Linked DNA regions of Homo sapiens: region 2 is linked to region 1. The links are chromatin contacts, found by Hi-C in ENCODE. All regions are on one chromosome and are shown on one strand. The core of a region is the stretch at or near the end of the contact, and the rest is flanking DNA. Distances in the headings are between cores, read along the strand shown. Region 1 has its middle 33 kb from the start of SEC22B. Region 2 holds the start of REG4 (regenerating family member 4).

Region 1 (5,921 bases), core at 1,670-4,169:
TTTTTCCACGTTTGTTGTCTGTTTGTATGACTTCTTTTGAAAAGTATCTGTTCATGTCCTTTTCCAACTCTTTAAATGTATTCTATTTATTTATTTATTTATTTATTTATTTTTGAGACGGAGTCTTACTTTGTCACCCAGGCTGGAACGCAGTGGCACCATCTCGGCTCACTATAGTCTCCACCTTCCGAGTTCAAGCGATTCTCCTGCCTCAACCTCCCGAGTATCTGGGATTACAAGTGTGCACCACCACACCTGGCTAATTTTTGTATTTTTAGTAGGGGAGGTTTCACCATCTTGGCCAGGCTGGTCTTGAACTCTGGACCTCAAGTAGTCTGCCTGCCTTAGCCTTCCACAGTGCTTGGATTACAGGTGTGAGCCACTGCACCTGGCCTGCCCACTTGTTAATGGGGTTATTTTTTGCTTGTTGAATTGTTTAAGTTCCTTATAGATTCTAAATAGACCTTTATCAGATGCACAGTTTGTGAATATTTCTAAAATTTTCTCCAAACATTAGATCTTTTTAGAGACATGTTGGATTTGACATGTGTCCATGTTTTAAGTAAGATTTTTAAAATAAGAATACAGGGCAAGTTGAAATAAATGGTAACTCATTGCATCTAGTAAGTCACACACATACACACACCATCCTCCAAAAGCTCAAAGCATGTCAAGATACAAATCACACCAGTGTTAGCCTCTTATTTATGTGTCTTAGCCCTGCCTACTCAAGAGCCTGTCTCCTCTTGACAGCTCTGTCATATAGGGTAGAAAATATAGAACAGCTGTGACCAGGGCTTACTCATCTGTACAGTCACTAGATGATAATAGTTATAAAAATTAACATGTGTAAAGGGCTTTGTGGCATATAAGCCACTACTGGGCATATGATTTTAATTCAATTTTAATCTTTATAGAAACTCCTCTCCTCTCCTCCTCACCTTGGATGGGGGTATCAAAGCTTAGGAATGAAGTGACTTGTTAAGATCTCTCACTATGCTTTTTCCTCAAGTACATAAACATTCCTGAACCTCTCTCAATTAAAAAAATGGAATTCATTCCTTATTACACATGCTTTCTAGCCAATCTTTCTTCTTTCATAACTAAGTGTTTTAGAGTAGCTTACACTCTCTGCCTCCCCCTCTTTGCATTCATATCGCTATTTTTTCCTTGTCTAAGGAATGTAATGTACTACATCAGGTCACATGCTGAAAGATTGCACCTGGGGAATGCAGTCACCCACCTACCGCAGTTTGGCTCATGTATAGATATTAAACACAACTTGAGGAATATCCTTGACTACTGAAGAAAGTAGGCAAACTCTGGGCAGGCACTCAGACTTGGGAAGCTTGCGGCATTCCTCTGAGGTCTAAGGAGCTTCCCATTCTATGGCTATCCTCCCTGTCCTTTCCTTTCTGAAGGAAAGGAAGGAAGGAAAGAAGGAAGGGAGGGAGGGAGGAAGGGAAGAAAGGAAGAATAGTTTCAAAACAAAGTTGTCTGACTACAAATTCTGTTCTGTTATTAGATCCTTTCCAATTCACTGTTGTTGTGGTTGTTAAAATAAAGCACAAATTTTTACCACTTGTAGTAGAGAGGCCTTGTGAGAGACAGTTCCTCTACTCCAGAATTGTCACCCCTGTCTCCTATCAAAATGCCTCAGATTCTTCCATTTAAACTTTGGTAATGATGTCAATCTTGGAAGACTTTCTGGGTTGAGCAGATTAAAGAAGCTGAACATGATAGAAGGGAGAAGAAAGCTGCAAGGAACAGGGACTGGCCTGATGGCCTGCTTCATCTATTGCCCAAGCTCCCCACAGCCAGCTCTGGTCCCTTGTAGGATAGAAAGTACAACACAAAGAGGTGACTGAATAACTTAATGGTCTTGGATACACAGTCAGTCCTCTGCTCTCCCATCTGAACTAACAATATTTCCTGTTCTGTTATCTGAAGTGTGAGGTTGGCACTCTATGATGACACAAGTGCCCACTTCCAGCCAAGCCAAGCAACCTTTCCTCCAGACTGAGTCAGTCACCTCCATTCTTTGTGTTCTGACCTTCCAGCTGCAAAAGTAGGGCCCAGATCTCACCTTCTTAGATTCTGAGGTAGTGAACCTGAACAGGTGAATTATAGAGCCACTGTGAAGCTCTAGATTTCCAAGGAGTTCTCCACCTTACCAGTGTTTAAAATCTGTACTTAGTTCCTATATATTTTTCCACACTTTTCATTCCCTTTCCTATAATTCCTTAATATCTCCTTTGATAGCAAAAGGGACAAATGTAAACAGGTTAGGCCATGAGCAAAATCAAGTAGGTAACATATGTCTTTGCTGCTCCATCTCCTTCCTTTCTCCTCCCTCCATTGAAGTCAGGAATCTAAAAATAGTCATCATACCTTAGTGTATATTTAAAGTTCTCTTAACTGTATCTCACAAGGGCTTTATTTTTAGTTACAAAATTTTTATAAGTTGTTTTGGCCACTACTAGAAGCAGCCTTTCAGGGAGGTAGCAAAGGCATTTTTAGGGAACATTTTTAGGAGTCTTCATCTGGGAATCACCCCAAGCAGGGAGCTCCTCAGAAACATTCTCATGCCCCGGACCTTCGTGCTCGCCACGCTTGACTGTGTAGGGAGTTTGAGATAAAATGGTCTACAGTCATTCATTTCGGGTACCTTCCTCTGGACTCTACATTTCTGGTCACTTTTCTGTCATCACCCAGCTTCTTAGGTCAGTACCCGGTGATACTCATGGTGATCCGGGAAGGCTGGACCAGGGAAGTGGAGGACAGGCTGTGCTGATGGTTTATTAAAGTCTGTGGCTTCTTACTCCTCCACAAGACTCCTCATCAGAGGGTGCGGCTTGGGTCATGCTGGGCACTCAGCAGCTTTGTGGTGGGTATCGGTTTGCGCTTCCTCCCCTTTGCTTTCGATTCAATGCTTTCCTGTTGCAGTCTGAGCAGCTCTATTTAACCGCAGCCTCACAGCAGCTACCACTGCATGCAAACTGGATCCATCTAGGGGCAAGTATAGGGCAACCAGAGGGTAAGGGGTTGAGAGGTAAGAAAGGAGACTGCTAGAAGTCAGCTGGAAATGAAAAATTCCAAAGCTAGAATGTCACGATGAATAACAACCAAGAAAACATTCCAGTACCATGAAAAAAAGTACGTTCCAGTTTACATTCGGCTATGATTTTTAAAAACTGAACCCTAAGTTAATTAGTTCAAATACAGTTTCATTAGAAAATATCTTTGCATTTTTCAAAGAAACATATAGGATAATATAAATCCTGGCTTTAATTCAAGAATTAATAAAAAAATATTAAGAATCCCAGTTCAGTTCTGATTCAGGAATAAGATAACTGATAATTTGAGGCTAGAATTTAGTCTACAGATGTTAGAGGCCCTACAGTAGAATGCTCCGAGCAGAGGAAACAGCATCTGTGAAGGCCTAGAGGCAAAAGGAAGCAGGGTGTGTTTGAAACACTGGAGGTCAGTGTGAGTGGAGTTCAGACTGATGGCAAGTTACTGATCATGAGAGGCTTATGAACCGTGATAAGAAGTTCGGACTCCATCCTAAGGACAGTGAGAAGCAACTAAAGGATTTTAAACACAAGTGGTGAATTTACAGAACTGCATTTACATAAAGAACCATCTAGTGGTTAGTGGAAAATGATCCAAGGGGAGAAAACCTGGGGGCAGGAAACTAGCAAAGGGATGTGCAAAATGCCACATAGATGGTGATCACTTAGGCCAGTGGGGACAGGGAGAAATTGATGGATTCAAATATGTAGATTATACTGAATTTGGTTATTGACTGAATGTGGAAGGTGAGCAAAAGAGGCATTAAGGATGAATCCTACATTTCTGCCTAGAAAAACTGGGTAGATGGTGTGGCATATGTTTGGATAAGGAGCATTATTGGAGGAATAGGTTTGAGGGAGGGAGTTGGTTAATAGGCTTTCAGGAATTTCTAATTGAAGTTCTAGAAAGCAGTCAAAAGAGGTCAGGGAAGATAGAGATTTGGAAATAATTGGCAGATAGATCTCAATAATGCCATGGAAAGGGATAATATTTCTCACAGAAAATGTTTAGAGAGAAAAGAGGCTGATGTAGAACAGGGTTCTGAGGAACACCAGTACTTTAGGAGTAAAGAGGAGCTTGCAAAGGATGCTGAAGACCCATGACTAAGATAGGGAAAAAACAATAGTGCAAAGGAAGAGTGAATCTATCAAAGAGGATGTGACCAAAAGCATCACATGCTACCCTGATGCCAAGTAAGATCAAGGCTGATGTATCCACTGGATTTAGTAATATGGGAGGTGGCGGGGGGGCGTTACTGTCCTGAGTGAAAGCCCTTTCAATACAATGGGAGCTGATGCCAGTTTAGATTGGGTTAAAAATTGTTTGAGAAGTGAAGAAATGGAAACAGCAAGAGCAGACATCTCATTCAGCAAGCTACACATACTACTCCTTTTCCCTCTACCTCTACCCTCTAAATTCCCTTTCACGCTGTCCCTATTTGGTAAATCTTGCTCATTCCAGGACAGGGCTGGAGTGAAGGAGATTTGCAAACAAACAAACAAAAATCTGAGGAATATATATATGTTTTTCCAGAAGCAAATTTAGCCAGGGCTGAAATTCAGGAAGTGAGTGACTTATTCCATGCTCACCAGACAAGAACTTTCAGCCAATAAAGAAGGGCTACACACTCCCTGGTGCCAATGTGGGGGTGTTGGTTACGTTAAGCCAAGAATGTGATGCAATTCTCAAGAACAGGAAGAGGTTTGGCTGGAATAGAAAGAGGACTCTGACTTGGTAGTGGTGGTAGCAGAAGTGGAGTGGGAAACAGGTAGTTTTTTCAAAAGAGTAAAGCTAGAGATTAACTGGCAAAAGCAGAAGGAATTGATAAACTGTAACTGAAAGCCTTCCTATTCCATCTCTGGTTGTAATAAAGCAGACAGAAAAAGCCTCACATTCAGAATTGGCTCTTCTAGCAATTATGAAAGAAATTACCCACCCCCTGGAGCTCTCTTGACATATAGGGTGTCCCTCTGGACTTTTTCTTCAAGCAAAGAGCAGCTATTTTGATTACAGATTAGAAAATTTATCTGTAAAATGGGGGATAGTAGCTATCAACTTCACAGGGCTATGGTGAGTATCAAAGGGAAAACATGTCTGTGAGAGCACCTTATACGCTATTAATATGCCTAGCCTACTTATAGTAGGCTAGCCTACTAGTTACTTATAGCCTACTGCTCAAGTTATCACCAAGGTCTGATTTTTTGACAAAAAAAAAATTGCAACCTCCGGCCTAAGTGAGTTAAGAACAGTTCAAATGATAGTTGCTCTTGTCATTACAAGATAATTCACTGACTAAAGATAGAAAGGCACGGGGATATTTGAATAATGAAAGAATGAGAAAGATTAGATGTAGACAACATTTTATCTGAATGACAAACATATACTCTATGATAGGAACACATTTAGACACTGCTGAGGATCACTCTTTGGACTTAGGTAGGCATCCTAAACTATAAATCAGGCCTGAACACCTTTTCTCTTACACATACAAAACAATTTATTTAAAAACTGGTGCTAAGTAGGATCTACAAATCTAGAGTTAAATGGAAAAACATGGGTAGGAGTTTCTGGAAATATAAGTCAAATAATTAACATAAGATTGAAGAAACAGTCAATTATTTTCTTCACAGGACAGAGAAAAGGAAAAATCTTATTTGGAATGAATGTTATATTTATTGTAATAGGATTAGCTTTGTCACCTAAATACCATCATTTTTAAAGGGCTATTCTTTACAGTATAGTTCTTTTCCTCTCAAGGAAAAACTGCTTTAGACATTTTAATTGAGGAAAAGGCAGAGCCTTTGGAGTTTTGCTGCCCGCTTCTGGGAACATGAAGTCATAGCCTG
Region 2 (5,921 bases), core at 1,505-4,004, 330 kb before region 1:
CCAGGACTCCTGTTTTGGCCAGGCAGCTCAGCAATAGGAGCAGCCGCATGCTTCTGGAAGCCATCTTCCTCCTACCCTGAGGATGTAGCTAGTGCAAGGATCTCAGAGACCTTACTAGCGCTTCTTTGAAACTCCTGGGTTCTCCTTGATCTGCAAATCTGAACACATTTGCACAGGTGAGAAGGACCCAGGAATCTAGATGCCAACTAATACATATGGAGGAAAATAATACAATATTTTCCTGGCTAAATCCAGACTTTATAATGAAGGGAATCTCAAGTTAGATGTACAGGTTAGAAAATTTTAAGAGATTTTGTTCTTACCTGCAAGACCTCCTGGGCCAGTGCCAGAGATCTAACTATAGCAGGCTGAACAGTTTCATAGTCTGCATGGAGGCAATTTGTAAACCACCGAGCACTCGCCCCTGTTAGCTTCAGGAGGGCCAGCAGAGGGCGCCCAAGGCAAGCTTCCTCACAGGTAAGACGGATATGGGCATTCTGTTGTCAAGAAAATCCAATAGAATGGCTCCGACATTGAATTTTTAAATGTTAAAATTAAACGTGAGCACAGTGTCCAATACCCACATTTTACAGATGAGAAAACCTGAGGTCAGTAAGTATGAAGTCATTTGTTCATGGACACCAGCTATAAGCAGATCTGACTCCATCAGCACTCTTTCCTTTACACTTAGTTGACATCATTTTTAAAAATAAAGAACATGGCTTTATCTTTTCCCCATTAGCAAACAACACATGAGCTATTAGAAAATCAATGCAAAACTAGAAAATAAGAAGTAAATCCCATCTCCAGGAGATAATTTGGTGAGTAGCCTACAGATATCTTTCTATGCACCTCTCTCTGTGTACAATTTTATAAAAATAAGATCATATAGTCCTATAGCCTGGTTTTGTTTCTCAGAAACAGATTAATTGTAATACATTGTCTTGCACTCACATAACTTTCATGCATTTTTTATTTTTTCTTTAGTATAAATTCTCATATATAGGGTTGTGGCATCACACAACATGCACATTGTCATTTTAATACCCTTTGTTAAAATGTATGGGCTGTGATATTTACCTCATTAATAGGGCACTAAAAGGATTGGTTCCCTAAGCTCCCAGAGAATGCTTAATTTTGTCAAGTTTTTGGCTAATTTTGGTATATTAAAGAAGAACCTTAGTGTTTTAAAATATTTTATAATTACTAATGAAGTTGAACATCTTTTTATATAATGATTTGCTTTTAGTATTTGGTGAATTTTCATTTTACAGTTTTGCACATTTTTCTATTTCATTGTTTGTGAGATCTTTTTTGTATGTTTATTTGTGAGATCTTTTTTGTATGTTTATTGCCTTTCACGTGTTACTAATAGTATTTCTCAGTTTGTATTTTTCTCTTACTTATTATAATTTTTGCCATTCTGAAATTTTCAAAAATATTGTTATTTTTTATGTTTTTAAAAATAATTTTTAAATTTATATCAAAAGACTGGCCATTACTGTCACATAAGGTTAAAATATTTATCACTGTTCTATTTTCATCTGTCTGGGCTTTGTTTTAACATAAGTATGAAACTGAGTTCTGGATTTCCCTCCCAAATAATTCTTAAAATGAGTTAATTCATTGAATTCACATTTAATCATACTTTATGATTAAAAAATCTGAATATACAATCTAACTCTCAAATAATGGATTGCTTAAAGAGAATAATGTAAATGATGACTTTTCTGGAAAATCAATTCTGGGGTCCATCTGAACACTTTAAGGCAACATTAACTGAGAATGAGACAAAGCTTGGAGAGTGTGGATGTGACCTTCCCCACCCCTTACTTCTTTTTAAATCATTGCGTGAACCTTGCACTTTGCTAAACTTTCCTTCCAAAAGTAATAGTGTATTTTCAATGTCCTCAAACCCCTTTAAAACGCAAACAGAATTTCTCTGTCAAGGTGACCATCTGGGGGAAGGGAGAGGCAGCATCTTTTTTACTAATCTGTGAATAATTTTTAGTGAACTGATATTCATTGAATGTCTGCATGTCATGTTCATAAGTAAGCTGCACTGGGCCGGGTGTGGTGGCTCATGGCTGAAATCCCAGCACTTTGAGAGGCTGAGGCAGGTGGATCACCTGAGGTCAGGAGTTCAAGACCAGCCTGGCCAACATGGCACAACCCTGTCTCTATTAAAAAATACAAAAATTAGCTGGGCGTGGTGGCAAGTGCCTGTAATCACAGCTACTCAGGAGGCTGAGGCAGGAGAATCACTTGAACCTGGGAGGCAGAAGTTGCAGTGAGCCAAGATTGCACCATTGCTCTCCAGCCTGGGAGACAGAGCAAGACTCCATAAAAAAACAAAAACAAAAACAAAAACAGAAACAAAAACAAAAAACCTGCACTGTAGATCTCATGAATGCATGTTACAAATGAAGACACTGACACTTATGATTGAGTAACTTTTCTAAAGTTTCCCAGCTACCAGACTGCAGAGCCAAGATTTAACCCAACAGCTTGACACCAAAGCCAATGCTCTTTGCAGTGAAGGAAGAAAAGAAGGTAAATAATTTAAATCAAACAACACAGCAACAGAAAGCCTGACAAGCCTCACTAGAAATACAATTTGTCATTTCTGGCCTGGCTAATAGCTGACAGAGGAAAACAGATGTTTAAAGAAAGTCCCCCATCATCAACCGCGAGGAGGATTACCTGTTTGGCAACCAAGACTCTAAGGGCCCCTGCCTTCTTCAGTGTCTCCAGTGGTCCCAGTCAACGTTTCTGGAGCTTTTATATCTTCTTGCCTCAGGAATTAATAATCTTTACTTTAGTCACAAAGCGATAATATTATTTGAGAAAAACAATCCATCCATAAAAGTCTTATCTACAGTGAAAAAAATGAATCATATAAGAGACGGCTTCAGAATGTACGTAAGGTGTGCTTTGACTAGCCAGGAAAAGAACCTCTCCCTGTGTGCAAACAGAATCTTTTCTTCACATCACGTTATTAAAACTGACAACATCCTGTAATCTGTTATAAGCCCATCTTCCTCTCCCCTTATGTTACTTTTTCATGGCTGTCTTTTTATGCCTTGGTATGGTGGATTTCCTTTATTTCTCTTTTATTTCTAGAAGGATTTTCTGTCAGGGTCAGGAATAGGTTATGACCCATGCGGTGAGACTTGAGACCCACACACAGATTTTCCTTCCTAAAGCACCGACTCCACTCCTTCAACATGCGTGAGTTTCCTCAGAGATCTACTATTTGAGCTTCTCCCGCAGAACATGGATGATCATGTCAAAATAGCTTACATCAACAGAGTGTGTTACAATAACGGGTTTTCAGTGAAGTCATCAAATAAGATGCCAACAAAATCCTTGTGAGCAGCATAGGACACATATCCCCATTACACACTCAAGAAACCCAACCTTAAGAGAGATTAGAAACCTTCCGAGGTTCACAACACTGGTCAGCAGTGGACCTGGACACTGAACCTTGTCCTTCTGACTCCAAATATAGGTGTTTGCCAAAATACAGTTCTACTGAAAAATAGGCTATTTGAAAAGAGTAACAAGATTTTCTTTTCCAGTATAGATGGCAAAGGGTTAGGTTGTAGGTGCCAGAGATGACTCAACTTTAAACTACAGATTTAAGTCTGTAAAGGACCTTTATGTCTGGAAACTTTAAGTCTGGAAGGGACCATAGTAGTTATCAAATCTTACTCTTTTGTTCTACTGGTGAGGAAATTGAGGCCTAGAGAAACATTGTGACTAGTTTAATGCACAGACAGTTGTGGGTGAAGCTGATATCAGAAGCCAGCTTCCTTGCTCCCAGCTCACTGTTGTTTGGAAAATGCTACTCAACCTTTGTTATTAGATTTTTGCATCAGTTGTGTAAATTCATGGTAGGACATGAGAAAGTAATGCTTTCATGGTTCACAAAGAACATTTTAAAGAATCTCTCCCATCAGAATGTTTGACACAAACCTCTTTCTCTTTAGGCAGCTGGATGGGAATCATCATTGCTTCATGGCACAATGGCGTACAAAGATGTTAACTCCAAGCCTTTCAATTTCAGAAGTCCTGGTCCAGATGTAAGACAGAAAAGTTTTAACAAAATGGGTGATTAGATAGATCTCCTGTGTTTCCAGCAGCCATCCCAACCCTTAGTCTGCTATCCCCATGCCATTATCCAGATTTAAAGACTTGAGATGAGAGAGAAGAGAGTAGAACAGATTAGAAAACAAGATGTTCATAGGACTTTTAAGAGGTCTCTTACTGAACCCTCACATTGACTAGCTCCAAATTAAGGCATTGATAGGACTCACATAAACCTTTGAGATGTAAGAATGTAAAGGACCAGAAAATTGTCTGAATCAAAAAGGTCCACTGAATAGTAAGTTTATTTAAAAAAAAAAAGTCTACATATAAACACCTCATACATGAAATGGTCAAAGTGAGAATCCTAAAAGCCCCAAATCAGCAATGATCACCTTCAAAGTGACAAGGATGGGGATGGCACCATAATGGAGAGATAAAGTGGAAGCCAGGCAGCTTTCGAATAGTAGCTTTATTTATTTATTTATTATTTTTAATTTCAATAGGTTTTTGGGGAACAGGTGGTGTTTGGTTACATGATAAGTTCTTTAGCGGTGATTTCTGAGATTTTGGGGCACCCATCATCCAAGCGGTGTATACTATACCCAACGTGTAGCCTTTTATCTCCTGCCACCCCCCACCCTTTCGCCCGAGTCCCCAAAGTCCAGTGGATCGTTCTTGTGCCTTTGCATCCTCATAACTCCCACATATGACTGAAAACATCAGTGTTTGGTTTTCCATTCCTGAGTTACTTCACTTAGAATAATAGTCTCCAATTCCATCCAGGTTGCTGTGAATGCCATTATTTCATTCCTTTTTATGGCTCGGTAGTATGGAACACTAGCTTTAAAGTGCAAAGGAAAACAACTTTCAACCTGGAATTCTGTACCCAGCTAACCAACCATTAAGGGTGAGTATGACAAAAAGATATGTTAAAGTTATGAGAACGTAGTAAGATTGCTATCCATAGACTCATTGAAATTACTGCTTAAGCGTGTCCTTTGTCAAAAAATAAAATAATCCCAGAAGATGTGTTACAATAAAGAAATGTGTTGACTGTATTAGTTATAATAATGTTTAAAATAAAATTAATAGTAACTTTATTTCATTTTTAATATAAGTAGGAACAAAAATACCAGACAATAACAAACGAGATTAAAGAGAGTTAGGAATGAAGTTAAAATATTCTAAGATCTGATCATGATTAAATTGAGACTTCATTAGAAAATATTAATTTAAGTATATGTATTATCAGAGTACTTTTTTGATAATGCAAACTTGATGTTGCTGCACTTATGATGAAATATTACAATTGAGCCCCACATTCACCAAGACTTTCAGTATAGCAGGAAAATCTTTCTGAGTCGTACACCTTCATATCACTCTTGCCTCCAGCACTAATACTCCATCCAGTCAAATCTGTGCCCATCAACACCACATGTTGGTACTCCCTGGAACAACCCCATTCAAGGTCACACCTCCATGCCTTTTTTCATGTCATTCCTCTGCTTGCAATGCCCTTTTTCTCATTCCTTGTTTGGGTGTGTTTATTCATCTTTTAATTAGTTCATTCAATAAATATTGAATGTGATTAAGTGCAAGAATCTGGGTATATGGGTGTAGGTGTGGTAGGGAAGGGGACAGGAGGTGATAAAAAGTTGAAGAACAGCCATCTGGTTTCTGTCCTGCAGGATCTTGCCACAATGACAGCTTGGTTTGGTTTACAGCATTGCTTTGGAGGCTTTTCCTTATTCTACTCTCTGACAGCAGAGATGCCTTCCATTGTGCTCACATACCCCAGGCTCGGCACTTAAAGTCTCTATTTTCTGGTT

Evidence for each region. Hi-C counts contacts between places; a loop is a spot of excess contacts on that map. Pooled maps may share reads with other maps.
Region 2: a map of CD8-positive, alpha-beta T cell shows a loop between it and region 1 (10-fold over the local background). The contact joins the promoter of REG4 here to the enhancer-like site in region 1. A Hi-C loop is called at or near these places in 4 of 168 maps with a recorded cell type or tissue (CD4-positive, alpha-beta T cell, CD8-positive, alpha-beta T cell, MCF 10A and 1 more) and 12 of 50 pooled maps.

What each region holds. Positions count from the first base shown.
Region 1 is chr1:120,140,097-120,146,017 of GRCh38, forward strand. No RefSeq gene overlaps it. Among named protein-coding and RNA genes, the nearest start is that of SEC22B, 33 kb to the right of the region's middle. Within about 2 kb of position 2,920, at least 8 of the 41 ENCODE cell types and tissues checked have a DNase peak (open chromatin) inside an H3K27ac peak, as active enhancers do; they include CD8-positive, alpha-beta T cell, where a contact is called at or near this core.
Region 2 is chr1:119,808,706-119,814,626 of GRCh38, forward strand. It overlaps REG4 (regenerating family member 4), which reads right to left and starts at 2,755. Exons shown (of 6, transcript NM_032044.4): 1 at 2,704-2,755; 2 at 1-158. The coding sequence starts at 64.